Regions from separate parts of the Homo sapiens genome. Here region 2 is linked to region 1. Evidence: chromatin loops called from intact Hi-C (ENCODE). Cell type or tissue: endothelial cell of umbilical vein. All regions are shown on one strand.

What was found. A loop is a pair of places that touch in the nucleus more often than their neighbours do. Peaks named below come from ENCODE experiments on the same cell type or tissue, not always from the same donor. Only the 100,000 strongest peaks of a DNase experiment are listed, where the experiment ranks them.
Region 2: a loop joins it to region 1, with 6 times the contacts of the local background. A loop is called at or near these places in 11 of 110 quality-filtered maps.

Annotation. Positions count from the first base shown.
Region 1 is chr4:173,228,966-173,236,965 of GRCh38, forward strand. The region is part of intron 1 of GALNT7 (polypeptide N-acetylgalactosaminyltransferase 7); the gene reads left to right. Among named protein-coding and RNA genes, the nearest start is that of MIR548T, 35 kb to the right of the region's middle. In endothelial cell of umbilical vein, a CTCF peak has its summit at 3,112; DNase peaks (open chromatin) are centred at 2,276, 2,656 and 3,106; H3K27ac peaks cover 530 bases.
Region 2 is chr4:173,021,286-173,029,285 of GRCh38, forward strand. It overlaps GALNTL6 (polypeptide N-acetylgalactosaminyltransferase like 6), which reads left to right. Exons shown (of 13, transcript NM_001034845.3): 12 at 191-340. Among named protein-coding and RNA genes, the nearest start is that of GALNT7, 140 kb to the right of the region's middle. In endothelial cell of umbilical vein, a CTCF peak has its summit at 3,985 (motif pointing right); no DNase peak of the experiment used is centred here.

The DNA of each region.
Region 1 (8,000 bases):
CAGTGGAAAGGGTGGCCAACTCCTCTTTGGTGTCAATTTGAAAACCTTATTTTATTTACTTCATATTGTCAGTGGCAGACAACAGATTTTTGAAGACCATTTTGTGTTTTTGCAAAATCACAATAGCAAGCACGGTAGCTCAGTTTAATGGTCCTATGTGCCAAAGTGACTAGCTGAAAATAAAGTATTTCATTTTTATCTGTAGCAGTCAAGTCACATGAGATGAGTATATCATTTCCTGCATATTACAATTTATTACATCTTAATATTCACCTACCCTAGTGGGCGTCATAGTAAGTTTTTACTTCTATTACAGTAGCCTTTCCTGAGCTGCTTTATTATGAATTCTAGTTAGTAGTATTTTATTGGTTTGAAAATAAAGGAAATTTTTATTGAAATAAATGTATTGAAATTAACAGTGATTCTAAGGAATATATTTGTTTTAGCATTTAAATAGTCTACAAAGATAACTATCAATTTATTTAGCTAGAAGTTCCCTAGAAATTCTAGTTAAGGATATGAAAAGCATGGATGCCTCCCTCGACCTAGAGAGAGTATAATAGTTAAGAACATGGAATCTGTAGCCAGAGACCTTGGATTTGAATCCTACCTTTACTGCCTCCTTGGAGCACGGCTTTTATCAAGTTACTTAAACTCTGTGCCTCTGATTTCTTAACTGTAAAATGGGGTAATAGTGGTATCTAGCTCAAAGAGTTGTTGCAGGAATTAAAAGAGATACGTATGATGCAGGCAGAATCATGCTTGTTTCATTGTATGGGTTCTTCTACCTTCTCCTCATCGTATTATCGTAGTCTTTGTAGTCGTCTTCATGATGGAAGTCAGTATTCAATGAAATACTTTCTCTGATAAATTGATTTACTACTTTTTTTTTCATTTTTATCTCCATTTTTCTTGGTAAGCCTTTGGAGGTTCTGTTCCAACTTTGACAATGCTTTGACTGACACATTGGCAGGCTGTCTTAAGTGTGTGCTATAGTAACAACATGCTTCCTTTTTCATTTATTTGTAGATACCAGGATAAATGTGCTGCTTACCTTCATTATACCAGGTAAAAGAAGGGAACCTTTTCAATAGAAAACAAAAAACCTGTATGACTTAGGGTCATCAGAAGAGTATGGCAAAATAAAACTGAGATATTCAGTGAGACTTGCCAGTGTAGTCTTCCAATAAATTATTGCATATTATTTGCCAGAGCTTCACCTTTTGTTGCAAACAGATAGCAAATTTCAGTTGCACCACTTCAGCAGCTTATGTTCATCAACTGAGGTTGGTTGGAATGTGTCAGACCAGCTAAATTTAAGCATATGTTATATATTCTTTCAGTTAATGGGTAGAGTTGCTTCCTGTTGCTTAACTACTGCTATGTTTCCTTCTCTCAAAGTGCCAAAAAGTTTTTGAAATAAAATGATTATTTTAATGGTTTGGTATTGTGAACATGGTTATGGTAAAATTAGAATATTGCTTCTTTCATCTAAAAGGTGGTAGGTAGCAAGATGAAGAAATGGAAATAGAAAGTAAGGGAAAGTTAAAGTTAACTATCATATTTTTAATGTTTTAATATGAGTATAATCTGTTTACTATATAAATCAGAAATTAAATTAGGAAAACATTCCATATTATTCTGTATGAAAGTAGTGTTTTGATATGTCACTCCTAATCCTCACTTGGGTTTCATAGTGAACATTTTCATGTGTCCTAGAAAACAGACTGTTGGTTGTATTTCTGGATAAGTACTCTGTGAGGGGTTTTCTCCCTTTCTCTCACTGATACCTCTTACATTATGGGAGGGGAGAAAAATGGAACTCTGGTCTTATATATAATATAGTTAGCATGTCCTGGGAAATATAGTAAATTATTCTGTGATAGTGTAATTATCTTCTGCTGTCTTTATGGAACCAGGCATTTGATAAATTTTTGGTTAGAGTAGAATATCAGCAAAGCTATAGGAATAGGCTCAATTGTGAATAATTTAGTTTTCCTCCATAGCCACAGCACTACTTTTGCTCACAAAAAGGCAAGAGTATTCATGAGCGATAGTTTGAACATCTAAAAATTCACAGTAGTACCTCAGTTGGAACAGTCTGCTTAACATAGGTTGAAAAGCACTTTAGTCCTTACTTATGGGACAGACTGATTTAATTCTTTGTATCAAATTTTTAAAAATGTTTTTCCCTTTATTTCACAAGCTGTCAGGGGAAATCATGACCTAACACATTGAAGGAACAAAACACCTTTGACAGGCAGATCTCATTGTGCAGTGTAAGAATTGGCTTCTTTGGTGTAACTGGTTGCCAAAGATAGCCTTATAACATGATTTTAAAAAGCAGAATAAAGAGACATTAAAGTATATATTAATCGCATGTTTTAAAGGCCCCTCGAGTTAATTGTTTTTGTAAATTTCTGGGTTTCTACAAAGTAGAAGTCATTATCAAGCAGTCTTCTTGAAGTTGTTTAGCATTGTGGCCACCAGCACAGGATCAGGAGTCACAGGCCAGGGTTCAAACCTACATCAGTGGCTTACTGATTGTGTGACTTAATGATGTATGATCTCCTCTCTAATCTTTGGCTTCCTGAACTATAAAATGTGAGAGTAAAATTACAGGTCCTGTCTCACTGGATAGTTGCGAGGATTGGAGTATGTAACATACTTAACGGTGTCTAGTAGTTTTATTTTTTAAAATCAAAAATTGCACTGCTGTTGCCCCAAAAATCCATCTAAAAAACATAAGGCAGGCCCTCCTTTAAATATATGGAGGCCAGGAAACATGTTTCCTGTTGAATAACTGTTATTATTTTTGTATATGGGAGTAGAAATAAGGAAACTAGAAATGGCACAGAATTTAGGAGAAAGGAAGACACATAACAGAAGCTCTTCCTGTGCAAAAGGAGCAAAATACTAAGACTCTCCTCAATTAGAGCTTTTTAGTCTGGTTGGGGAAGAAAAACTAACATATAGGACAGTTAGAGAATTATAAAAATATTGAGTAGAAATTCATAAGAGGAAAAATATCACTGGAACTAGAGCAGATGGTGGGGGCTGAGTCTTTATAAATGGAATTGGAACTGAACTTAGAAGGAAGAGAGGAGGAAAGCAGGGCAGTGCTGTAGGCTAAGGCTGGTAAGTGAGCAAACCCTAGAGGCAGGACTGAAAATAATTTTTTAAAATCATCTCCTGAAGGGACGTGACTGACTAATGAGTACAGGGACACCTTGAGTGAGTACATAGTGGGTAACACTGAAGCCAGGCAAAGAGTTTGAGCCTGGTTAGGGAGACTTTCAGTCTCTTAAAAAAAAAAAATCCCTGACATATACTAGAAAGCAGTGGTTTTTATAAATTTTTGATTGATACATATGAATTGTACATATTTATGGAGGGCATGGTATATTTTGATACATGCATACAGTGTGTAATGATCAAATCAGGGTAATTAGGATATCTGTTACCTTGAACTTTTTTTTTTTTTAGAGACAGCGTCTTGCTCTGTTGCCCGGGCTGGAGGGCAGTGGCACGACCATAGTTCACTGCAGCCTCGAACTCCTGGCCTCAAGCAATCCTCCCACCTCAGCCTTCCAAGTAACTGGGACTACAGACACACACCACCATGCCCTGCTGATTTAAAAAAAATTTTTGTAAAGATGGGGGTCTCTCTATGCTGCCGAGGCATGTCTCAAACTCCTACCCTCAAGAGATCCTCCTGCCTCAGCCTCCCAGAGTGCTGGGATTACAGGTGTGAGCTTGTAACATTCCTTTTCTTTGTGTCGGGAATGCCTCAGATCTTTTCTTCTAGCTATTTTGAAATGTACAATAAATTGTTGTTCCCTATGGTCACCCTACTGTGGTACTGAACACTAGAACTTATTCCTTCTATCTAAGTGTATGTTTGTACCCATTAACCAATCTCTCTTTACCCCTTTCCCCTTCCCAGCCACTGTTAGCCATCATTCTACTCTACCTCGGTGAGATCCACTTTTTTAGCTCTCGCGTATGAGTGAGAACACGTGGTATTTGTCTTTCCGTGCCTGGCTTATTTCACATAGCATGATGACCTTCACTTCCATCCATGTTGCTGCAAATGACAGGATTTCTTTCTGTGGCTGAATAGTACTCCATTGTGTGTATACATACCACATTTTCTTTATCCATTCATCCACTGATGGACACTTAGGTTGATTCTGTATCTTGGCTATTGTGAATAGTGCTTCAGTCAACATGACAGTGCAGGTATCCTTTGATATATTAATTTCCTTTCCTTTGGATAAATACCCAGTAGTGGGATGGGTGGGTTGTATGGTAGTTCTATTTTTAGGTTTCTGAGAAACCTCCATACTGTTTTCCATAATGGCTGTTGTAACTTACATTCTCACCAACAGTGTATAAGAGTTCCCTTACTCTGCATGTTTGCCAGCATTGTTATTTTTTGTCTTTTTGATAAGAACCTTTCTGACTCAGATGAGATGATACTTCATTGCGGTTTTGATTTGGATTTCCCTGATGATTAGTGATGTTGAGTATTTTTTCATATATCTGCAGTATTTAACAGAGCTAAGTCTAAATGCAATATATAGAATAGATTAAATGGGAGACACTGTTGGATTAATTCAGACTGCAGTGGTTGAGGATTTGGATCCCAAAGAAGAGAACAATGCCAGTATCTGCACCAATTCCATCTTTCCTATTACATCAGAGGGGTTGTCCGCCTCCCAGCCAGGCCAGTCCCCATGACTGCTTTGGCTCCCATCCCTTCTTCATTCTCAAGAACTTTGTGCACTTGATTACCCCTTCTCTCACATGCTTTTTAATGTCTCACCCTTGCCTTTGCTTTTAAAAATCTTCAAGCTTTTCCTATTAAAAACAAACTAAATTTTCTCATTCCACTTCATATTTCTTCCAGCTGCCTCTTCATCTCTATTCATCCCTTAACAGGCAAATCAAATTTTTCAAAAAATGTTGTCTATTCTTGTTTGTATCGTTTCCACATCTCCCAACTCCACACTTCCACTCACTCCAGTTGGGCTCTTGACACCATTACCCTGCCAAAACAGCTGTCACTGAAGTTATCAGTCAGCTTCAACTTCACGTTACCAAATGCAATCCTCATCTTGCTTGGCTTCTCGACATAGTTCACCGTGCCCTGTGTCTTGAACACACTGTTTTGGTTTTTGGTTTTCTTTCCACATATTGGGCTAGTCATCTGTCTCTTCTATAGTCTCACCCTCTTCCATCCATCATGTAAGGGGTGAATTCCTCAAGGCGGGATCCAAGATCCTCTCCTTTTCTCACTTTATAATCTCTCCATCACTCGTCTTATTGGCTCTTGAGTCAATTATTATCTGCATAAAGATTTGTGCCAAATTATATTCTCCAGTCCAGACCTCTTCACTGAGCTATAAATTCTGTTTCTGTCTCCTCTTGAATGTTTCAGAAGCACTTGAAATTCAGCATATCTAAAAGGGAACTCATCATCTTCAATTCTGGTCTATTTCAGTGTTTCCTCTCTCAGTGAATAGTATCCAGTTGTATAAGTTACAAATCTTAAAGTCATTCTTCATACCTCCCTCTCCTTCATCACACATATCCAATCCATCATGATTGGATAGCAAAAGAAAACAGTTGCTCATTTTACTTCGTAATTACTATAATTTGAATGTCTGTCCCCTCAAACCTCATGTTGTAATTTGAGTCCCAATTTTGGAGGTGAGGCCTAATGGGAAGTGATTGGGTCATGGAGGCAGATCCCTCATGTATTGTTTCAGTGCCATCTTCACTGTAATAAGTGAGTTCTCATTCTGTTAGTTACCAAAAGCACTGGTTATAAAACAAAACAAAAGAAAACAAAAAAAAACTGGCACCTCCTTCTCTCTGTATCTTGCTCCCTGTCTCGCCATGTGATCTCTGCACACACCTGCTTCCCTTCCCTACTGCCATGCATGGAAGCAGCCTGAGGCCCTATCAGAAGGAGATGCTGGTACCATGCTTCTTATACAGCCTGCAGAACTGTGAGCCAAATAAACCTCTTTTCTTTATAAATTACGCAGCTTCTGGTATTTCTTTATAGCAATACAAATGGGCGAAGACACTAATTAACCCTTGAATCTGTCCACTTTCCACTTTTTTTCTTCCACCACCAAGATTCTTATCCAGACTACTGCTGTCTATTCTGGAATCTATCCTCAGTCACTCTGGCCTGTTTCCAGGTCTGTTCTCTTACTACTCAGCCAGGGGATTGTTTTCAAAATGCTTCTGTCCCTTCCAAGGTACATTAAAGCTATTAACTCACTTTTTACTGCTCTCAGATGAAGTCCAGATGCATTACCATGGACACCAGGCCTGGCTTGATCTAGCTACTACCTAATCTTCAGCCTCACCTTGCCCCAGGCACGCCTCACTCTGTACTCCAGCCATATCTAGTCCTTCTTGCTTGGCATAGGCCTTCCTTCTACAGGCACTTTGCACAACACGTTCTCTACCTGGGATACTCTTCCCTCCTGTCTTCACCTAAGTAACTTCTGTTCTTTCAGATCTTTGCTCAGTGATGTACTCATTCTCAAGAAAGCCTTTTCTTTTCTTTTCTTTTTTTTTTTTTTCTTGAGACAGAGTCTTGCTCTGTTGTCCAGGCTGGAGTGCAGTGGCACAATCTCTGCTCACTGCATGCTCCACCGCCCAGGTTCACACCATTCTCCTGCCTCAGCCTCCCAAGTAGCTGGGACTACAGGCACCCACCACCACGCCCAGCTAATTTTTGTATTTTTAGAAGAGATGGAGTTTCACTGTGTTAGCCAGGATGGTGTCGATCTCCTGACCTCGTGATCTGTCTGCCTTGGCCTCCCAAAGTGCTGGGATTACAGGCGTGAGCCACCACGCCCGGCCACAAGAAAGCCTTTTCTAACTTCCTAAATTGGATCAATTCTCCTTGAAGTTTCTTACAGCACCATGTTTATATGATTATTTGTTTATCTGTCTGCCCCACTGGACAGAAAGAGCCACAAAAGCAGGGATGTATTTGCTTACCTTTGTATCTCTGTAACCTGGTACATAGTAGGTACTCAGTACATATTTGTTAAACCATCAGTTAGGCATTTGAAAGGAATGTCTAGGGCACAGCAACAAGGGGATCACAAAAATGCTTTGTGTGCTCTAGAAGGTAGAAAGCAGTATGACAGATCCATCCTCTAGCTGGGTAGGAGAGAACCGTGAGGAGTCCAGAGGCCTTTCTAGTTCCATGCTCCTGGGGCCTCCACCGTTGTCTATCAGAGAGCTGGCGAGCGAGCCCCACTGCAGCACTGCCATTACCATACTTCCCTGGCCTATACCTTCAGACTTTGTCATTCTTGTTACTTCAACATCATGACTGCAGTTTTTAGCCCTGTTGACCACTCCTGCCTTGAAATTCTCTCCTACTTTGCCTTCTGTAGTATTTTATTTTTAAGTTTTTTCTTATCTCTCTGACAACATCTTGGCTTCTCTTCCCACTCATTTGCTCTATCCGAGTACTCATTCCAAAATTCAGCTTTGATCTCATGGCTCCCATGTAAGAGGATAAAGTCTGAACCTCTCAGCAGTTCTTAAGAGACCCTCTGAGGAACTTGCCAGTATCTCAAGTTTCATCTCCTGCCCTTCTGTTATAGCAAATGATTTGGCATTCTCTAAGCACTCCGTGTTTTTATGATTTTGTGCCTTTTCCTCATGCCCCACCTTACATCCCCACCGCCTATGTACTGGGGAGCCTCTACTATTTTCAAAACGCAGATCAGGTCACTTAGGCCTGCTCAGGCATTCCCTTCCTCCAGGCTGTGACTCCCTTAGAGGCAAGGCCTTTTTCTATAACATGGCACTTTTATATAGAGTACCTGGCATATAGTAGACCTGTAATAAATATTCGGATAACAGAAAGGACAGTTCTTTTATCTTTTAATGATGCATATAAATAGTAACCTGAATGACAAATAACACTCATGATAAACCAGAGTATCACTGAATAA
Region 2 (8,000 bases), 210 kb before region 1:
CAGCTGTTACTGCTACAGCACTTTATGACACGTGCCTTTTCCAACACCTCTGTTAGGCTGAGACTTAGCTCTTTTTGGCAGATCACAAAGCAGGAGTTCTACATTGCTAAAAGACATACCTTCCCCCGCCCTTGCATCTTCTCTCCAAAACAAACTCACTGCAGCTTTTCTGCTACTGTTGCTTTGCTAGCTTTTTACCTTTGGATGGAGAGAAGATATTCGACCCGGTGAGCCACTGCATACCCGGAAATTCTGCTTTGATGCGATCTCACACAACAGCCCCGTTACACTCTATGACTGTCATGGCATGAAGGGGAACCAGCTCTGGGGATACCGGAAGGTAAGAGTCAGTCCACTGTGGTCATTCTCAAATTACTGTGGTTTAAGTTATTCTTACTCAGTTTTCTTTGAAAACACACCGTTTTAGGCCTGGCGCAGTCACTCACACCTGTAATCCTGGCACTCTGGGAGGTCGAGGTGGGCAGATCACCTGAGGTTGGAGTTTGAGACCAGCCTGACCAACATAGCGAAACCCCATCTCTACTGAAAATACAAAAAAAAGTCAGGCGTAGTGATGGGTGCCTGTAATCCCAGCTACTCAGGAGGCTGAGGCAGGAGAATCACTTTGAGCATGGGAGGGGGAGATTGCAGTGAGCCAAGATCGTGCCACTACACTCCAGCCTGGGTGACAGGGCAAGACTCTGTTAAGAAAAGAAAGAGAGAGAGAGAAAAGGAAGGAAGGAAAGAAGGAAGGAAGGAAGGAAGGAAGGAAGGAAGGAAGGAAGGAAGGAAGGAAGGAAGGAAAGAAGGAAGGAAGGAAGGAAAGAAGGAAGGAAGGAAGGAAAGAAGGAAGGAAAAGAGAGAGAGAAGGCAGGAAGGCAGGAAGGGAGAGAGGGAGGGAGGGAGGAAGGAAGGAAGGAAGGAAGGAAGGAAGGAAGGAAGTTTTGAAAGTTTTACCTAGTCATACATACACATATTTGGCTCACACATCTGGAGATCACCAGCAAAGGTGAAGGGAAAAATCGTGTGTGTAGAAAGGGGCAAGCTTTTGGCTTCGCTTGTTATATGTGTGGCCATCACAATCAGTTATGATTGAAAAATGGCTTTGAGCCAGAACAAGGGATGGGTCTAGGTTTAACTCAGAACACTCCCAAAAGGAGGAACCACATATCCAATAAGCAAAACCACGCATACATAATTTTTAACATCACCATTCACAACACACATACACACAGATTGTGGCATCCATTCATTTTTTATGTATCTCAGGCTCACTTGCTTGGGACCTGTCTGGGTTAAGACAATGATGTTTACACAAATATTTATACATCTATGTAGATATAATTGCTGCAATCCTTATACAAAAAGTGACCCATTTACATTTTCACCAAAATCCTGCCCAAATGTAGCAAAGAAGAATTTACTTGGGGAATTTAAAAGTTTCAAAAATTATAAAGTTAACAGTGAATGGTAGGAAAAATTCAAAAACATATATAAAGTCACATTTTATTGAGTTAATAAAATAAAGAGCAATTAAGTTATTGTTTGAAAATATTTTTATTGTTTCCTTTTGACAACTTTTTAGAATACTTTACAAAATTGCTTTTCAAATTCTTTGCTTTTGGGGATAGAACTTGGCTGTCAATTAGCAATTACTCCATAAGCTCCATTCTGCCCTCTCAAATCCATGGACCTGCTGGGGCCTTCTCAGCCAGGGATAAGATGCCTTCTGTTTGCTTTTTCACACTCTGAGGCCAGCCTTGCCTCAGGCTATAAGGAAAATGGAATATCCCCCACTTTATTCATGAACTTGGCCATCCTGTGGCTGAGGCAAGGTCAGTGTCCCCCCAAATTACAGAAAGCTAAAGGAGAGAAGTGGTGGAGAGTCAGTGTGGGGAGAGGGAGGACTGGTTATGTTACTTGTTGCCTTACTTAATAAGCATTCTGGTTTCCACCTCTTAGAGATGAGCTCCTAAAACTATACTCATCCAAAGGTGGACTTGTTTGTATAAGTTTATTCTGCATCCCACCCCCACCCAAACACCTGGCAGGTTGTGGCTGTGTCTAGCAAAATTACAAAACATCAGTTGAGCCGAGCACAGTAGCTCACGCTTGTCATCCCAACACTTTGGGAGGAGAGGCGGGCAGATCACCTGAGGTCAGGAGTTCAAGACAAGCCTGGCCAACATGGTGAAACCCCATCTGGACTAAAAAATACAAAATTAGCCAGGCATGTTGGTGCATGCCTATAGTCCCAGCTACTCGGGAGGCTGAGGCAGGAGAATTGCCTGATCCTGGGAGGCAGAAGTTGCAGTGAGCCAAGATCACACCATTGCACTGCACTCCAGCCTGGGCGACAAGAGCGAAACTCCATCCCAAAAAAAGCAAAAAAAAATCAGTTGTTATATCCTTCTACAAAACAATCTAGAATGAAAGGAGCTCAGAAGATGGTATCTGATTAAAAATGAAGCTGGGGGAATATCACTGCAATAGTAAAACCTCGCCGTTTTCTTTATGAAATGTATAATAAATGATTCATCTTATCAAACTATTTTGCTATTCAACATGATACAGCCTGTGTGTGGTGCAATAAAGTAAGGTTTTTTTTAATGATTATATTCTGACATCTAAAGAGTTACTTTCTGCGCACATCGATAAAATAGCTGACTGGCCATTTGCTTAGTATGTTAGTGGTTCCTAATGAACAGAACATTTCTTATTACTGTACATTTATAGCATGACACACCAACCACTCAATAATATGCAATTAAGCCAAGAAAATGCAATTGTTTTTATTAGGGAGCTTACAAAAGTTTACAGATGGATAAGAACAACTAATACACAGAGCTCCTGGGGAGAAAAAAAACTGGCTGCAGTGGTTTCAAGGGGAAACTCTTATGAGCTTTAATATTAAACCTTTCCAGGATCCTAAGGGATTTGTGAAAGGAAACCACTAGATTCAATTGTGCTGTGGCTCTCTTCTCAGCTTTTTGTAGCTGTTGGTATTGCATTACTTAGCAAAAGGTTACACTCCATGTGTATTTATATAGCAAGCAAGGTATTTATACTTAATCAGGAACATGCAAAGGCTCAAAATGGAAAGTTTCTGAAATATCACATCTTGGTGGATGACTCAGGCCTATTCAGACACACCTGTTTTAGAAAATTCCTCTTGTTTTTTCCAAGGGCTATGCCTAAGGCATAAAGAGAAAAAGCACAAAGAGAAATCTCTCTGGTGTGTTACCTTATCTATTTGGATGCAGTACTTGGCTCTGGGGGCTTCTGGCAGTTTTAGATGTTTTTGTTTGTTTTTTGAGACGGAGTTTTGCTCTTGTTGCCCAGGCTGGGGTCAATGGCGTGATCTCGGCTCACTGCAACCTCCTTTCCCAGGTTCAGGCGATTCTCCTGCCTCAGCCTCCCAAGTAGCCAGGACCACAGGCATGACCACCATGCCCAGATAATTTTGTATTTTTAGTAGAGACAGGGTTTCACCATGTTGACCACGCTGGTCTCGAACTCCTGACCTCAGGGGATCCGCCCACCTTAGCCACCCAAAATGCTGGGATTACAGGCACAAGCCACCGTGCCCAGCCTGGAACTCCCACTTTTTATAAGTGCCATGCTCTTAAGGAATAAGATCAATATTTCCTAGGAGAGTTCCCCAATGCCTTGGATTCAGTGTCACTGATACCAGCCAACCCCTCCCTCCCAGCTACATGGAGATATCTTGGAGAGAGAAGGTGGCCAGAAGCCACCTTGCTTGGGTGGATGAAAGTTGTTTTCGGACCTTGCTTCCTGGTTTCAGCAACTCTCATTCCGCTTTTAGTTATTTTTAGATGTGGCTCTTTGCCACCACAAAAGGAGAAAAGCATCCTTATTCTATGATGCTGGGGCTATGTTCAGTTGAACAGCTGTTTCCTACAATAACAGGCACCCAGGAAGAGGAATCCTGTTCCTGGTTTTCTTTTACCACCAGGGGGACCCCTGTTACAAGAACAGTGAATTGTTGAGGCAACCTCAGTAAAAATATTTGTCCTCACCCAGCATCAAACAGGAAACTGTCTTTCCTCTTCTTCAATCCCCATTGGTCACTAAGATTTGTCACCCACTTCCATCCCCAGTCATTGGTCACTAAGACTTGTCACCTGCCCCCATCAGCCAATAACTCTGAAATCCACCCGCTCTTTGCCATTTCTATAGCCAGCCCCTGCCTGGTTCAGTCTTCACATCTTACCCCTGGGTTATTGCAATGGCTTCCTAAAGGGCTGCCCTGCTTCCTGTCTTTCCCCTTCCCCTTCCCCATCTTCCACCCTGAAGCCAGAGGGAGATTTCACAAAACCTGGTCATGGTATTCCTCTGTTTCATGACTTCATTTGGTTTCTCATTGAGTAGAAGATAGAGTGCTTTAGCCTCTCAATACTCATCTGGATCCTTCACAACCTGGCCAACATAACAGCCGACCATCAGCCCTTAGAGTTATTCAGGCTTAATACACCCCAATTCATCCTGAAATTGTAAGGGGATCTTGAATAGTTGTTTTGCTTTTATGACTTTCAAGTGCTTCACCAACATAATAATGATAATAACTGAGTGAGATAAACTATGGAAAACTTCTAGCACAGTTTCTGATCATAAGATTTCCATCTGTGTTGGTGACAATGCACTTTTTACACTGATCATCATGGCAAGGTATATCCTAATATACCACATCATTAAAGCAATCTCTCCTAGGCAATATTGACAGTTGTTATCCCTCCAAAATTGAGCGCTATCTCCCATGCCCTTTTCATTTTAAGTAAACATTTTATTAGATTATAGCATATGTCTTAATTTGGGTTTCCCCATATATACAACCTAAAGTAAGAATTTTAATGCACATGGTTTATTTGGGATATAGCCCCAAAAATTCTTGACAGGGAGTGAGGAAGTGAAATGGAGGAGATATCAGAGCCAATAAAGGGTGCATTATCAAGCAAGTACCACCGCAGGCAATTAGAACTCAATCCTACTGAAGATCTCTGGAAATGGTATATAGAACACACATCAGGGAGTCAATTTTTTGGTCAGGTTCCTGACCAAAGATTGACTGGAATGGTGTATAAATACCCCAACTCCCTTGATACCTCTGGCCTGCTGCTCTTACAGACAGAACCATTCTTAAGGCCGGAGAAAGTCCTTAAGCAGAGAGATGCAGTGACATCCGGGCCAGCATGCACTGAAATGGAAAGGCCTGAAGGGCCATGCTCAGGGTACAGGCACTGCCAAGAATCCAGGTGCTCTGCATCCTCACCAACACTTGGTATTGTCAGTTTCTTTTTCTTTTTTATTCTGTGATTGTAAAGTGATATGTTTGTTAGCCATTTTGGATATCTTATTTGTGCAGCACCTACTTGAGTCTTTTGCCCATTTTCAAAACATGGGCTGTCTGGCTTTTTCACACAGATTTTTAGGGATTTTTTCTATATATAAGTGCCTCATTGGATGTATGCATTGCAATATCTTATTCTTGTTGGTGTCTTGTCTTTTTTCTGTTTAGTGGAGTGTCTTAATGAAAGCTATTATTTATGATTCGTGGGTTTTGTGTTCTGTTTAGGAAATCCTGGCCTTCATGTAGTTAGTCTTCCAAGTCATCTTTGGAAATTTTATTGCTTAATGTTCTACATTTCGGTTTATAATTCCCTGATATATCTGTATATCTATATAGATATATATAATTTTTTGAGACGGACTTTCGCTCTGTCAGCCAAGCTGGAGTGCAGTGGTGTGATCTTGGCTCCCAGCAATCTCCACCTCCCGGGTTCAAGCGAGACTCCTTCCTCAGCCTCCCCAAGTAGCTAGGATTACAGGCACATGCCACCCAGCTACTTTTTGTATTTTTAGTAGAGACGGGGTTTCACCACGTTGGCCAGGCTGGTCTCGAACTCCTGACCTCATGATCCCGCCCACCTCTACCTCCCAATGTGCTGGGATTACAGGCGTGAGCCACCGCGCCCAGCCCTCCCTGAAATATTTTTATGTGTATAATGTAAGATAAGGGTTGATTCATATACAGAGATAGAAATAGATATAGATATATATTGATAGAGACATGCTATTGATCAATCACCATTTATTTAAAAGACCATTTTTTCCCACTGCACTGAAGTGACGCTTTTATTGTAAGTCAAGAGGTCTTATATACACTGGTCCATTGTTAAATCCTCAAGTTTTTACCATGTAACTAAATAGTCTTAGCCATACAGAAAGTAAGCTAATAAAATAAACTAAATTAATCTAATAGGAAGTATAGCCAAAAACCCACAACTACCATCACTCTTAGTGGTGAAATGTTAAAGCTCTCCTCCAGAGATGGGGAATAAAATAGAATGTTGACTATAATCATGTTTTTCAACCTTTTATAGGATATCTAATCAGTGTAATCAGGCAAGATATAGACCTTTAAAGGAATAAGAATTGGAAAGGAAGAAATAAAACAGTCCATTCGTAGATGTCATGTTAGGGTATTTAGAAAATCCAAAAGATTATGCAGCTGAAGTATTTTAAAAATGAATAGATACAATTAGCATAGGCCCAAGATGAAAATGAATTGTTTATATACTAGCAACAAAAAATAGAAAATGAAGTTTAAAAGTGATTCCATTTGGTCACTGTGAAAAGCACAAAATAGGAATAAATCACGGCAAAGATGTGAAAGACTTTTATGCAGAAAACTACAAAGCATCACTAAGAAAAATCTTAAAAACTATAGAGGGATCCATCATGTTCAAGGATTATGTCTCAATATTGTGAAGATGTCAGTTTTTAAATGATCCAAACATTTAATGCAAAACCAAACAAATCTCAGGAGGCTTATTTGTGGAAATTGATAACCTGATTCCAAAATTTACATGGAAAATGTAAGGGACAAGAATAGCTAAGAAAATCTTGAAGAAGGAAAAAAAAGTACTAAAACATTATAAAAGCACCAGGTATCAAAACATTACAAAGGTGTATTATTAAGGCAATGTACTCGCCTGAGGATAGACTGACTGAGGCTCTCTAGAAGGTGAAGCCTGGGTATTGATATTCTTTGAAAGGTCCCGAGAGATTCTAATAGACAGTCAGATGGAGAATCACTTTTGTAGCTCTAATTTTTACTTTCTTTCTTTAATCTACTCCTCCCTTTTGCTCTAGTTGGAATTTCCCCCTCTTTCTGTACTCCTATAGCATTTTGTTTCCTTCTTTCTACTTAAAACACTGTATATTATACATACTTAGCCCCCTCACCCCCGCCAACTACCTGAGGGCAAGAACTTTTTAAAAAATGTCTATATGGCCTGCCTAATACCTAATATATGAAGTTCCTAAATAAGCATTCATTGACTGGCTTAAAGAACCACTAGTTCAATTATTGATATGAGCCCTGCCTTCATAAACCCCAACCTGTGCTGGATAAAACTTAACACATTTATTTGTCTCAAAACTACATATGCAACCTCCCAACGACCAAAAATAAAAGATTTAAAATTACTTTCTTTAGTTGCTCTCTGGGGGTTCTTATAATTTAACTTTCATAATAAAGGACTTGCAAATAGCATCAAACAGGAAGTACAGGTAAGAAGGCACCTGCCAGGCTAAATTGATAACAGTGTAACCATTCCATTCATTTAAAAAGTGAGTGGGTGGAATTTTTGGCATCTGCCTACATTTGACTATTTGTTGTTAACTTATGATATATGCCAGGTTTTGGCCTCTCAGTTCATAAAATGAGGATGTACCAGTCCACAAAGATGCCAGATAGAAGGGCTCGAGGTTGTTATTTTAAATCATTCTGGACAGGTATTGATTTGGGACCAAAAAATAAGGAAAGTGTATATAACAAGTTTAACTTAAAAGTCATGTAATTCAACTCTGGTTCTGATAAATGAAGTCACTAAAAAATCCTGGACATGTGGTCAGAGGTTGGGCAGTCACACTCTCCCAGGTCAGTCCTAATTGCCAGAAAGCTCTTCCCTGGCCTT